2 separate regions of the Homo sapiens genome follow, and region 1 is linked to region 2. The links are chromatin contacts, found by Hi-C or POLR2A ChIA-PET in ENCODE. All regions are on one chromosome and are shown on one strand. Each heading gives the region's core, a stretch centred on a gene start or an enhancer-like site at or near the end of the contact. The rest is flanking DNA. Distances are from core to core; before and after follow the strand shown.

Region 1 (7,358 bases), core at 3,154-5,653, 42 kb after region 2:
GTCATTGCCAAGCCTCTGCCTTGTATCTTTTAATTGTTTTAAAATTGTGTGCTCTGTGCCCTGAGGTGATTTTAACACCAAGGGCAGCACTTCATAAAATAAATACATTAGGAGCTGGAGTTGCTTCCCTACAGTGGGTAGATGGAGCAAGTGGGGTGGGGGCAGGGAACCACAGAGGGACACCTCCTGAGGATTTGGGCTCTCACTCTTGCTGGGACTTTACTTTCCTGTTGCCCCTTTAATACCACTCTGAGCTTCTGAGCACCAGCAGGAGGCAAAACATTGGAAGCAAGGGGGTTGCATGAGTCACGTGGAAATATCTGGGGACTTTGCTGCTGTCTAGGCCAGTTAGGGAGAGCCAGCTTGAGAAGGCGGAGCACCTGAAGGGACTGTGTCCGTTGTGGAGTTTTAGAGACACATGACCCTTAATCAGGAGGGGAGAAGTATCATTAAAAAAGAAAAATCTAGAACCACATCTTCCCAGCCCCAACTGAAAGACCAAAAGGCCAACCAAGAGTTGTTGACAGTGTCAATATATTTATTGCTAAGGTGCAGTTCACAAACTCTTCCAAAAAAACTAGAAGAGGAGGAAATACTTCCAAGCTCTTTTTATGAGGCCAGCATTACCCTGATATCAAAGCCAGACAAGGACATAACAAGAAAATTACAGGCCAATATCCTTAATGAATATAGATGCAAAAACCCTTAACAGAACACTAGCAGCTAGGCATGGTGCCTCATACCTGTAATCTCAGCACTTTGGGAGGTTGAGGCAGGTGGATCACTTGAGGTCAGGAGTTTGAGACCAGCCAGGCCAACATGGCAAAATCCCGTCTCTACCAAAAATAAAAAAATTAGCTGGGTGTGGTGGCGGGCACCTGTAATCCCAGCTACTCGAGATGCTGAGGCAGGAGAATCGCACAAACCCGGGAGGCAGAGGTTGCAGTGAGCTGAGATCATGCCACTGCACTCCAGCCTAGGCCAAAAAGCGAGACTCCGTCTCAAAAAACAAAACAAAAACAAAACACACACACACACACACACACACAAACACTAGCAAACCAAATTCAACCACACATTAAAAGAATCACTCACCATGATCAGTGGGATTTATCCCTGGGATGCAAGATAGTTCAACATATGCAAATCAATAAATGTGATATATCGCATTAACAGAATGAAGGATAAAAACCATTTGATCATCTCAATAGGTGTGGAAAACATATTTGACAAAATTCAACATCCTTTCATGATGAAAACTCTCAACAAATTAGGTATAGAAGGAATGAACCTCAACACAATATACATTAAACCCATAGCTATCATTATACTCAACAGTGAAAAATTGAAAGCCTTTCCTGTAAGATCTGGAACAAGACAAAGATGTGCACTCTTGTCACTTCTATTCAACTGTAGGGGAGTGAAAAACCTCCACCCTTCTAAGTTCCTTGGCTAGGCTACAAATTAAAGGGACATAAGACAGATTGACAGGAGAAAAACCATATTTAATGATGGGCATATGCAAAGGTGTCCCACAGAATAAGAGACTTGAAGAAGGGTCAGACGATTGAAGTCTATATAGCATCCTAAGCTACAGAAAGGAATAGGAGCTCCAGCTTCTCAGGGGAGGCGGGGGACACAAATTACGATAGAGCAAAGGGAGGAAATTTGTGGTGAAGAAAGGCTGCCTTATCCAGATAAACAGTCTCAGCTAATAAAAATTGTCTGGAGCAGCCCTCAGAAGAAGAGGTAACAATCTCTGGGTTGGTGTTAACCTCCAGTCTCACCTCCTGTGAACCAAGTTAATCTTCCCTGATTGATAAGATTTCTAGGGAGGGGATTCATAACAAATTGAGTTCCTTTTAGAGGATTCATCTTTAGGCAGATAAGGGGGCTCAGAGAAAGCATCTGCTGTTTCCTAAGTGCCCTCAGTGCAAAGCCACCAGTGCACCACAGAGGCATATTTTGGGGTGGCATTTCCTGAACACCTTCACTGCTTAGTATTAGAAGTCCTTGCCAAAGCAATTAGGCAAGAAAAAAATAAATAAAAGACACTAAATCATTTAGAAAGGAAGAAGCTAAATTGTTACTGTTTGCTGATGACATGATCTTATATATAGAAAACCCTAACGATTCTACCCCAAAACTGTTACAATACACGAATACAGTAAAGTCACATGATACAAAATCGACACACAAAAGTCAATAGTGTTTCTGTTTATTATTCATTTTATTGTTAGACCTGCACTAACAATAAACTGAAAAAGAAGAGAACAATCCCATTTACCATGGCTACAGCCTGGTGATAAAGACAGCCGAGGGGAATTCTCTGGGGTCAGATCTGGATTCCAATCCCCCCTGAGCCACTTACTCATTGTGTCACTTAGGGCAAGTGGCTTCATTTTTCTGCATTTTAGTTATTTCATCTTACTTCGTTAAATGGTAGCGACAATAATAATGCCTTCCTTGTATGAATATTGGGAAAAGCGAAAGGAGATGGGTAATCCATTAAAGTGTTTACTTAACCCAATGCTGGGCACAGACAAACAGTAGATATTAGTTATTGTTGTGTTATTGTGCATTTAGTGCGCTATATTAGGTGATCTTGCGAAAAGAGCAGAAATAGTCTCTGTCACTGAGGCATATGTTCCCAAAATCCCACTCTGCCTTCTCTGTGCTGACTCAAATCTGATTTAGCTCCAGCAGCTTCTCTGTGTAGTGGAAAGAGCTTGGATTTGTGCCCCAGCTCCATTGATCCCCAGCTCTGCACACATCATCTAACTTCTCTGAGCTTCAGTTTCCTCTTCTGCAAGATGGAGATGATAATAGAGACTCTGCTGACTTTGTAAGGTTGTGGTGAGGCTCAAATGTGACTATGGGTGAATTTTCTCCAAAAGCTGTAAAGTCATTATAAAGCAAAAGTAAAACCCAACCTTACAGGCTTCACTCAAGTCCCACCTTCTCCTACCTTTCTGTGAGAGAAATCCAACTCAAACTGTCTTAAGAGGGGGGAAAATGGATTTTCTTAGCTCATGCAACTAAACGATCCAGGAGTAAATTCTGGAGTGGCTGGAGCCAGGTTCTCAAAAGATGACATTTAGGCCAGGCACGGTGGCTCACACCTGTAATCCCAGCACTCTGGGAGGCTGAGGCAGGCGGATCACGAGGTCAGGAGGTTGAGACCATCCTGGCTAACATGGTGAAACCCCGTCTCTACTAAAAATAATAAAATTAGCCAGGCATGGTGGCACGCGCCTGTAGTCCCAGCTACTCGGGAGGCTGAGGCAGGAGAATGGCGTGAACCCAGGAGGCAGAGCTTGCAGTGAGCCAAGATCACACCACTGCACTCCAGCCTGGGCGACAGAGGGAGACTCCGGCTCAAAAAAAAAAAAAAGACATTTAAAAATCTGATTCTCTCTTTCTCTCAGCTCTGCTTTCCTTTGTATTTCCTTTGTGTCCTTCTGAAGACACCAAATCCTTAGAAGGCATCTCTTTGTGCTTCCCTGCCCCCATCTTTGCCATGTCATAGGTTAAGCCTGCTCAGACTTTAACCTATGAAGCAGGCTTAACCTATGAAGTGGCAAAGATGGCCACAAGCAGCTCTGGGCTTGCAAACTACCAGTTTAGCAATCCAGATAGAAACAGTCCACCATTCTCTCGACAGCTCCAGCAAGAGTCCCAGAAATGAGTCTCCATGGCCTGACTTGGGTCATGTGCCTGTCTGTGGCCCTTTCTCCCAAGGCCAGGAGATTGGAATATGCCAGTTGGCCAAGCCTGAGTCACATGCCCACTGTCTGGAGCCAGGTGATGAATCATTCCAGCTCATTCCAGCTGTAACCACATGAACAGAACGAGGAGAGGTGGTTCCCCAAAAGGAAAGCAAAGTGATGTTTCCAACGGAAGGGAAAAGGAGATACTGGACAACAGATTTTCACTGTACACAGATTTGACTATTGTATTTTCTGGTAGGAGGTAGGGAGAAGAAGTGAGAGCCAGAATAAAAAGTCCCAGAGAGCAATGAGACATTCAGTTAATACTCTGTAGTTGACTCAACACTTTGCATCCCTGGAACATTCTGCCTAGTAATATGGCTTCAGGAGAAAGGGTCCTGGGCCATTTTAGGAAGGGAGCCCTGCACTTGCTGAGAAACACAACTGTGAATGATAAAGGGAACGAGAACCCTATTTCCTGACTCATTAAAGCAAGAGAGTGCTTAATAAATACTACTTGGTGATAAAGTTCTGACAAGGCCACTCATCTAATAACCACAGTTCTGACTCTGATTCCTATTCTGCTTAAGAATCTACACGAGCCCAGACTTCAGCTGTCATTAACAGAGGTCATGTCGTTGGCAGGCTGCCTGTCACAGATTCCGTGCACAGGAGGGCAAATAGCAAATGGGGAACTCCGGACACCACAGGTGTTTCTCTCTGAGTCACAGCGCTTCAGCCTCATTCCCCTTCCCTGGAGAAGACTTCCTCCATTCCATCACTACTTCTACCTCCTAAATAGCACTTTTCTCACCATTTCATATTACAAAAGCATGTTATGACATGCTTATTTCAGGAAACTCAAATAAGAGCATGCAGAGTCCCCATATTCTTCTCTACCTTATTACAAATCATATCCTCTTCTAGGCATATACGAATACTGTATATAAGACTTTTAAAAGTGGGATAACACTGTTCCATGACATATATTGGAAATATGTTGTGGGAAGTCAGGGACCCCAAACAGAGGGACCGGCTGACACCATGGCAGAAGAACATGGATTGTGAAGATTTCATGGACATTTATTAGTTCCCCAAGTTAATACTTTTATAATTTCTTATGCCTGTTTTTACTGCAGTCTCTAAACATAAATTGTGAAGATTTCATGGACACTTATCACTTCCCCAATCAATACCCTTGTGATTTCCTATGCCTGTCTTTACTTTAATCTCTGAATCCTGTCAGCTGAGGAAGATGTATATTGCCTCAGGACCATGTGATAATCGCATTAACTGCACAAATTGTAGAGCATGTGTGTTTAAACAATATGAAATCTGGGCACCTTGAAAAAAGAGCAGGATAACAGCAACTGTTCAGGGAATAAGAGAGATAAACTTAAACTCTGACCGCTGGTGAGCCGGGCGGAACAGAGCCATATTTCTCTTCTTTCAAAAGCAAATGGGAGAAATATCACTGAATTCTTTTTCTCAGCAAGGAACATCCCTGGGAAAGAGAATACGCACCTGGGGGTATAGGCCTATAGACAGCCCCCCTAGGTGTGCCCGTCTTCTATGGTCAAGGCTGTAGGGGTGAAATAGACCCCAGTCTCCCACAGCGCTCCCAGGCTTATTAGGAAGAAGAAATTCCCACCTAATAAATTTTAGTCAGACCGGTTGCTCTCAAAACCCTGTCCCCTGATAAGATGTTATCAATGACAGTGGTGCCCGAAGCTTCATTAGCAATTTTAATTTTGCCCCGTCCTGTGGTCCTGTGATCTTGCCCTGCCTCCATTTGCCTTGTGATATTCTATTACCTTGTGAAGTACTTGATGTCTGTGACCCACACCTATTCGCACACTCCCTCTCCTTTTGAAAATCCCTAATAAAAACTTGCTGGTTTTTGTGGCTTGTGGGGCATCACGGAAACTACCGACATGTGATGTCTCCCCCGGATGCCCAGCTTTAAAATTTCTCTCTTTTGTACTCTGTCCCTTTATTTCTCAAGCCGGCCGACGCTTAGGGAAAATAGAAAAGAACCTAAGTGACTATCGGGGCAGGTTCCCTGAGAAGAATATCTCTCAATGCCCATAGATACCCTTCTGTAGCATTAAATTTAAGAGATTCAAGTTGGTGATTTTTTTAGTGGATGTACTATAAATTATTTATCCTTTTTTCTACTATCGGGTAGCTACATTGTTTACACATGTTACTATTATGATATTCTGTGGACTGTTTTAAAAATAAAATAAATGAATGGGGTTACAGTAGGGAGGTATAATGGCCAGTGTGGGAAAGACACAGCTACCAGGTGAGGTGGCTCACGCCTGTAATCCTAGCACTTTGGGAGGCAGAGGTGGGTAGATCACTCGAGCCCAGGAGTTTGAGACCATCCTGGGCAACATGGCAAAACCTTGTCTCTACAAAAAATAGAAAAATTCACCAGGCATGGTGGCACACATCTGTGGTTCCAGCTACTAGGGAGGCTGACACAGAGGATGGCTCGAGCCCAGGAGGTTGAGGCTGCAGTGAGCCCAGATTACGCCACTGCATTCCAGCCTGTGGCACAGAGTGGGACCCTATCTCAAAACAAAACAAAAAATTAAATAAATAAAAAAGAAAAATGCAACATACTACAGAAAAGCGGTATGAGGGAAAATAGTTGCTTTCAGAAAAATATCTCCATTTAATATCATGTAGACCACACCTGGAATTTGGGGATTTTTCTGGGCTCTGCTCTCAGCTCAGTAAGGTTTTTGCTATTTGAATGACTATAAAGAAGCTTTATCCATCTGGATCCTGTTGTTGCTGTGTAATGGGGGTGGGTGTGTGGGTCACTAATTCCATCAACTTTGATTCGATATGTTTCTGTTATACTAGTTAACAAATTGCCCCAAAACGTACTGGCTTAAACCAATCATCATATTTGCTTATGTTTCTCTGAGTCAGCAATTTGGACAGAGCTTTGTTGGGTGGTTATTCTGTTCCTCATGCCACTGGCTGAGGTCATTTACTAGGCTTCATTTACCTAGTGGCTAGACAGAAAGGTCTAAGAAAATTTCACTTACGTGTCTGGCACCTCAGCACTTCTCCACTTGGTCCCTCTCTCCACGTGGTAAGGTTGAGCTTTCTCATGATATAGAAGTTTCAAGGTAACCAGATTTCTTATATGGCAACTGCTCCCAAATGGGACAAAATTGGAAGCTACGGATATCTTAGGGCCCAGCCTTAGAAGTTATACAGTGTTACTGCAGCCTCAACCTCCTGAGCTCAAGCAATCCTCCTGCCTCAGCTTCCCAAGTAGCTGGGATTATAGGCATGTGCCACCATACCCAGTTAATTTTTTAAATTTCTTTGTAGAGACAAGGTTTTGCCACTTTGGCCAGGCTGGTCTCAAACTCCTAGGCTCAAGTGATCCACCTGCCTTGGCCTCCCAAAGTGCTGGGATTACAGATGTGAGCCACTGTGTTTGGCCTCCAGTGTATTCTATTTGTCAAAACCAGTGTCAGAGTTGGTCTGTTTCAAAGAAATAGAAAATAGACCACACTTCTTGATAGTAAGAGAGGCAAAGAATTTTAAACCTTCTTTAACTCACTACAGTGAATATGATGAATACAATAGGATTATAGCGTTCTCCTATAATCAAGATAC
Region 2 (7,250 bases), core at 1,191-3,690:
CTCATCATGCTCTTGTTCTCCCAGGAGATGTCGGGTCCTCAGGGCCCCTCTCCAGCTCAGAAATGCCAGCCCAGCCAAGCGGTGCCCCCTCCGTGGAGTCTGAGTCCCAAGTTTTCAAGTTTTAATAATTCCCACCCCTTCCTATTCTCAGTCCCAGGGGCAGGGGCTGCTTCCTGCAGTTTAGTATTTATTTTATAAATAAATAAAAATTATTTATTTATTTATTTTTTTCTTTTTTCCAAGACAGAGTCTTGCTCTGTCACCCAGGCTGGAGTGCAGTGGCGCGATCTTGGCTCACTGCAACCTCCACCTCCTGGGTTCAAGCAATTCTGCCTCAGCCTCCTGAGTAGCTGTGATTACAGGAGCCCCCCACTGCGCTAGGCTAATTTTTGTACTTTTAGTAGAGATGGGGTTTCACCATGTTGGCCAGGTTGGTTTCAAACTCCTGACCTCATGATCTGCCTGCCTCGGTCTCCCAAAATTCTGGGATTATAGGCGTGAGCCACCATACCTGGTCTTTTTTTTTTTGAGACAGAGTCTCGCTCTGTTGCCCAGGCTGGAGTGCAGTGGCGTATTCTTGGCTTACTGCAACCTCCACCTCCCAGGTTCAAGCGATTCTCCTGCCTCAGCCTCCCGGGTAGCTGGGACTACACGCGTGTGCCACCATGCCTAGCTACCTTTTGTATTTTTAGTAGTGATGAGGTTTCACCATGTTGACCAGGCTGGTCTTGAACTCCTGACCTCAGGTGATCTGCCTGCATTGGCCTCCCAAAGTGCTGGGATTACAGGTGTGAACCACTGCGCCCGGCCAACCTGCAGTTGCTTTTACTGTGACACCTTAGTGTCCTCTTTTAGTTATCTAGTTAACAACCTTTTTTTTTTTTTTTTTTTTTTGAGACAGGATCTCACTCTGTTACTCACACTGAGTGCTGTGGAACAATCATGGCTCACTGCAGCATCAACTTCCGGGGCTCAAGCAATTCTCCTGCCTCAGCTTCCGGAGTAGCTGGGACTACAGACACACACCACCACACCCTACTAATTTTTTATTATTTGTAGAGATGAAATCTCACTATGTTTTCCAGGCTGGTCTCAAACTCCAGGACTCTAGTGATCCTCTCTCATCGGTCACCCAAAGTGCTGGAATTAGAGGTGTGAACCACTGTGCTCGGCCCCAGTAATTCTTACATTACCTTCTCTGTTCAAATAACAGATGGTGTTTTCTGTCCCCTGAGTGAGACACATCTCAATGAAAAAAAAAATGGAGAATTACAGTATCCCAGAGGACTTGCTGGGGTAAAGAATTAGTGAGGCCTCTAGCGAGGAAAGACTGGAGTAGTTGCTTAACGTTTTTTTTAAATTATTTATTTATTTATTTACTTATGTATTCATTTATTTCGGGATAGGGTCTCACTTTGTTGCCCAGGCTGTAGTGCAGTGTTGTCAACCCTGCTCACTGCAGACTCAAGCAGTCCTTTCACCTCAGCCTCCCAAGTAGCTGAGACTACAGGCATGTGCCACCAAGCTCAGCTAATTTTTGTATTTTTTGCAGGGACAAGTTTTTGCCGTGTTGCCCAGGCTGGTCTCAATCTCCTGAGCTTAAGTGACCCTCCTACCTCAGCCACCCAAAGTGCTAGGATTACAGGCGTGAGCCACTGTGCCTGTCCCGGTTTTTGAATCACAGAGCCCTTGGAGAAAGAGATGGAACAAAGGACTTTCTCTCTAGGAAATGTAAATGTCTATCGGCACATTGCCTACCTGCAACCCTTGCACTCAGTTACTCAATTTTAAGCGTTGGTGGACCCCAAAGCCCAGGTACTGATTCTTGTGGTAGAATGTTGGCTAGGTTGAGTCTCCATGTTGGAGGAAATCTAGTGGGCTCTCAGAGGCTGTTGCCTAAACCTAGGAAAAGTCGAACAAAAGATCTGTCAGTCCGGGGTTGCCAAGGAGCTGTCCTAGATTTTCAGACTCCCTGAATTTGAGTTAAATATCCTGACTGTAGACCTGCCAACCACCCTGGACTTGTAATTGCTCTTGCATCTGAGGCCTTAACAATGTGTCATATTCAACAACAACTATTTTACTCATGGGGGCCCCGCCAACAAGAATGAGCCTTCTGAAGCAGAGCCCTGTTTTCTAGGCCATCCTCCCCCAGAGGCCCCTGGCTGGCCCCAGGAGGCCCCAACCTTCTCTCCCAGTCCTTCAGTGCCACGTAGAGTGTAGTCCTCCTGGACAGAAAGGCGCGTCGCCATCTCCTGGCCGGCACTATTACTGCACGTCCATTTTCTAGAAAATTCCTGGCATCTGGGTTCTATGTAAACGTAAGAACTTTTCCTTTACTGTGAGTTAGCAATCCGGATGTGTTTTGTGGAAGATTATGCCCTAAGCCCTTAGAAGGGAGGACACTGAGTTTGGGAAAAGTCACTACCTCTGGGCTTCATTTTTTGCCCTAAGGCAATGAGGTTATCCTGATGCTGAGGAATCTATGGCAAATTTTCCTTTCTCCCTCAAACTATCCTGTCAACCTTTTCATATTAGAAGGCAGAGAATGGAAAATACACATACACAGTAAGTACCTGCTACATATCTTTATAGAGCTGTCCTATGTATATTTGTTTTTTGGTTCCATGTTGATCTTTTCTTATTAATTATTTTTTGTAGATACAGGGTCACTATGTTGTCCAGGCTGGTCTCAAACTCCTGAGCTCAAGCAATCTTCCCGTCTCGGCCTCCCAAAGTGCTGGGATTACAGGCGTGAGCCACTGTGCCCAGCCTCCATCTTGATCTTTTAAGTTATTTAGACATTGCTCAAGATATAAGACTGATTTTTCTCTCTATTGATTGAAAAAGGCTTTACTGTTTTATTCATTTATTCCACAAAAGGATTTATTCAATCAACTCAAAAATTGTTATGCACCAGGCACTTTTGAAGTACTAGGGATACAGCAATAAGCAAAACAGACACAAGCCATTCCCTCATGGAGCTTCTTCCCTAGTGGAGGAGATAGGCAATAAATAAAATGTGCAGCGTGTTGGCTGAAAGAGGATGTGGGCCAAGAGAAGATTTTTTGTCTATCTGTTTTGTTTTTTAAGATAGGAGAAATTACAGCACATTTGTCTGCAGAGGGGAATGATCCAGGAAAGTGGGAGAAATGATGATGCACAAGAGAGGAGGGACCGGTGGAGAGATGCCTCGAGGAGGTGAGGGGAGGTGGCATCTAGTGCACAAGTGGAGTGGGTGATGCAAATATTTATCAAGCCCCTGGCAGGTGTCAGAACCAGGGCTATGTGCCGGAGATCCAGCAGTGAAGAAAATGGACAGTAGCCCTGCCTTCTTGTAGATTTCACCCTAATTAGGAAGATGGACAATAAAAAGCAAACTAGGCTGGGTGCAGTGACTCATGCCTATAATCTCGGCACTTTGGGAGGCCAAAGTGGGCAGATCGCTTGAGGCCAGGAGTTCAAGACCAGCCTGGCCAACATGGCGAAACCCCATCCCTACTAAAAATACAAAAATTAGCTGGGCATGGTGGTGTGTGCCTGTAATTCCAGCTACTTGGGAGGCTGAGGCCTGAGAATCACTTCAACCTGGGAGGCGGAGGTTGCAGTGAGCTGAGAATGCGCCACTGCCCTCCAGCCTGGGTGACAGAGCAAGACTCCATCTCAAACAAACAAACAAAAAAACAAACTAATAAATGAGGCATAGTACTCATGGCTTGGGGTATGTGCTATGACAGAAACACAATAGACATGGAAATCCTCTTCGAGAAGTGTCATTTAGACTGAGTTTTAAAGTATAACAAGGAGATGTCCATGTGCAGAGCCCGAGGAAAGAGGATTTCAAGCAGAAAGAATAACAAGTACAAGACCCTGGGCAGGAAGAGCTTGGCCCATTTGCGCACCTGATTGGAGGTGGGGCTGCTGGAGGGTAGTTAGCAAGGAGGGTGAAGCATGAGATGGGGTTACAGAGGTTGACCAGTAATAGATTTTAACAGTCAATAAATTTTATGAGCAAATTTGTAGATAACTCAAGGCTAGGAAGGACAGCTCGCACTGTTAAATGGCAAAATCAGAATTTAAAAAAAAAATTGCATTGATGGCATGTAACAAATCTCAATGTCAAATCTTGCATTTGGGCTCAAAAAACTCAGTTGCAAGAAAACAGTAAAAGGAAGATCAAATACACCACCAGTTGGTATGAAAAGTGTTCTGGGTTTTCCAGAAAGCAAAGCCTAAAACAGGCCTAAATTGCAAACTCTTTCCTGAGCAATGTGACTGAAGGAGCAGAAGTGAGAGAGTGGAGAGGCAAAGAGAAGAAAAAAGAACCAATACAGAGCTGTGGTGTTGAGGCAGCCTCGTCCGCAGGCTCCTGCTGGTCCAATCTCAGGGGCCCGTGGAGGAGCTCAAAAGGTGCCTCAGTGCCAACCAGAGAGCAAAGAGAGGGACTAGCATTTCTCCCTTGCTTCACACACCGCACACCAAAGGCTCTCTCCATGGGTGTCTCTCTCCCCCAAGTGTGAGTACGAAGCAGGCTACCGTGATGGTCCCACTTGCATTGTCACTCAGAGACTCAAAGGTAGAAAGCAAGGGAAGAGTGGGCCTGAGATGGTTCGTGGTCAACTGCACTTGTGGGAACTGGTAGGTGCCCCACAGAACTGGGCGCAGCTGGAATAAGAGACACGGAGACCCAAGCTCTGAAGTGATTCACGGTGGTGTCGCCTACATATAAGCTTAGGAATGACAATTTCCCTCTGCTTGGCATTTCATCTCGAAGTCTTTTTAGGCTTTCTGCGGAAACACGGGTGTGTAACTGAATCTCATTCTCAATGCTTGATATTTGGGCCTTAGAGGTAAAAAGGACCCCCAAAATACTATCCCAGAAGCCATAATAATTCCTTCTTTAAAATTTCTCAGGCCAGGCCCAGTGGCTCGCCCAGTGGTTCACCCAGTGGCTCACAGTATAATCCTAGCACTTCGGGAGGCTGAGGCAGGAGGATCACTTGAGCCCAGGAGTTGGAGAGCAGCCTGGGTAAGATAGTGAGACCTCATTTCTACAAAAAATTGAAGTTAGCTGAACGTGGTGGCACACTCCGGTAGTTTCAGCTACTCAGGAGTCTGAGGTGGTCGGATTGCTTGAGCCCGAAAGGTAAAGGTTGCAGTGAGCCAAGATCATTCCATTGCACTTCAGCCTGGGCAACAGAGCTAGACCCTGTCTCTAAATAAATAAATAAATAAATAAATAAATAAATAAATAAATAAAAATAAGGCCAGGCATAGTCACTCAGCCTGTAATCCCAGCACTTTGGGAGGCCAAGGGAGGTGGATCACTTGAGCTCAGGAATTTGAAACCAGCCTGGGCAACATGGTGAAACCCTGTCTCCACAAAAGATACAAAAACTAGCCAGGTGTGGTGGCACATGCCTGTGGTCCTAGCTACTTGGGAGGCTGAGGTGGGAGGACTGTTTGAGCCTGGGAGGCAGAGGTTGCAGTGAACTGAGATCGCACCACTGCCCTCCAGCCTGGGCGACAGAGCAAGACCCTGTCTCAAAAATGAAAAATAAAAAAAAAAAATAGAGCCAGAAGGAGGAAGGGGTGGTGGGAGCTGGGGTTGGGAGACAAAAATAAAAATAAATAAATACAATTTATCTAATTCAACAAAGGAATCTTTTTTAAATATTATCTAAGACTTCTGAATCTTTATCAAATGCTGCATTTGTATAAACTGTTTACTTCTGCTAAACTGGGGGCTATCGTGGTGGGAGAGAAATGAAGGGTTAGGGAAGCAATTCATCCCATTTATCCCAGGCCAGGTAAAGGCCTCAAATTTAAGATTTTGACTCATCTCCAAATGAAGTTATACGTAGAAGTCTCAGAGCCACAATAACAACAACATTGAAAGATGTTCTTCAAACAGCTCAAACTTGTGTCCTCATCCTCAGATCAAACTGCGTGTGGTCCCTTATAAATAAATATTTTCAAAAGTTCTATAATTGTCTTGCAAAATAACTCAGTGCCTTTGCTGTTCAAATGTATCAATTTATGAAATGTAAAGTTTCCAAAAATCACAATTTTTACAATTCTCTTTTGATAGTTCTCCTTTAAAAAAAAAAAATACAAGGAGCCTTGAGAAATGGACATGATCCGTGTATTTCTTGACCTCTGAGATACCATGGCTAATCCCAACCAACCTGCAGAAATACTGCTTCTGGAAGTTCCATTTGCCTCCATTCTGAGTGCTTATTAACCCTGAAACTTTTGTCAGCTCAGGAAAAAGCAAAAGGTAACTAGCTGGAGGGTAAGTGAGGAACGTTTGCTCCTTTTCCCAGCTCTGAAGGTGCTTGTAAATATCACTCAAGGTGCCCCGGTATTGCACTGGAGAGTGGCTTATTTTTCATCTCACAGTATCACAAAAGGTTAGGTGTCCCTTTGTGAAACTGTTGCTGTGTGGAGCCAGCACTATTAGATATGCCTTTGTTGAATCCCCAAAGAATTGTCTTTGGTCTGAGTTTCTTCAACCTATTTATTCTCTCTCTCTTTTTTTTTTTTTTTTTTTTTTTGAGATAGAGTCTTGCTCTGTTACCTAGGCTGGAGTGCAGTGGTGCAATCTCAGCTCACTGCAACCTCTGCCTCCTGGGTTCAAGTGATTCTCCTGCCTCAGCCTCCTGAGTAGCTGGGATTACAGGTGCCCGCCATCACATCTGGCTAATTTTTGTATTTTTAGTAGAGACGGGGTTTCACCATGCTGGCCAGGTTGGTCTTGAACTCCTGACTTCAGGTGATCTACCCGCCTCAGCCTCCCAAAGTGCTGGGATTACAGGCCTGAGGCACTGTGCCCAGCCAACCTATTTATTCTGTAGGGTACTTCAAGTCCAAGGCTCAAAGCTGTTTTCTCTCCTCATTAAATCCCTGCTGGTTCTCCAATGGTGACTTTAGGGGAGGCCCCATTATAAGTGGAGGCCCCATAAAGGTCAGAAATAATTTACCTCTGCCCTGCAGGTTCTAAACTAACTGGCTGCGCAGTGGAACACCCTTGTTCACCTCCTCACTGGGCTCCTGGGCCTCCAACTCCTGCCCTTCAGGTTCTAGGTAAGGGCTACACATGTAATTCAAAGAGGATCTCATGGGCTTGAGGAGATAATCACCCTGTGTTTAGAGCAATTTCCATGACATCTGGGCCAAAATGCCTTTCCATGAAGTCCCCTAAATGGGGACTTAGGGCCGTGCCTCACTCTTATCATTCCTAATATGAC

The links. A loop is a pair of places that touch in the nucleus more often than their neighbours do. ChIA-PET counts read pairs that join two places held with the same protein, here RNA polymerase II (POLR2A). Pooled maps may share reads with other maps.
Region 1: a loop to region 2 is called in a map of CD14-positive monocyte, with 2.4 times the contacts of the local background. The contact joins the enhancer-like site here to the promoter of LINC02324 in region 2. A Hi-C loop is called at or near these places in 10 of 168 maps with a recorded cell type or tissue (B cell, CD14-positive monocyte, CD4-positive, alpha-beta memory T cell and 6 more), 24 of 37 single-sample maps with no recorded cell type and 18 of 50 pooled maps. POLR2A ChIA-PET finds 5 or more read pairs at or near these places in 7 of 52 experiments (GM12878, HEK293, HEK293T and 4 more).

Annotation. Positions count from the first base shown.
Region 1 is chr14:65,177,061-65,184,418 of GRCh38, reverse strand. No RefSeq gene overlaps it. Among named protein-coding and RNA genes, the nearest start is that of LINC02324, 42 kb to the left of the region's middle. RefSeq lists enhancers at 4,281-4,370, 4,441-4,640. Within about 2 kb of position 4,403, at least 12 of the 41 ENCODE cell types and tissues checked have a DNase peak (open chromatin) inside an H3K27ac peak, as active enhancers do; they include B cell, GM12878, PC-3 and 1 more, where a contact is called at or near this core.
Region 2 is chr14:65,217,537-65,224,786 of GRCh38, reverse strand. LINC02324 (long intergenic non-protein coding RNA 2324) reads left to right here and starts at 2,440. Exons shown (of 4, transcript NR_103769.1): 1 at 2,440-2,568; 2 at 6,092-6,280; 3 at 6,997-7,086. RefSeq lists an enhancer at 1,968-2,107.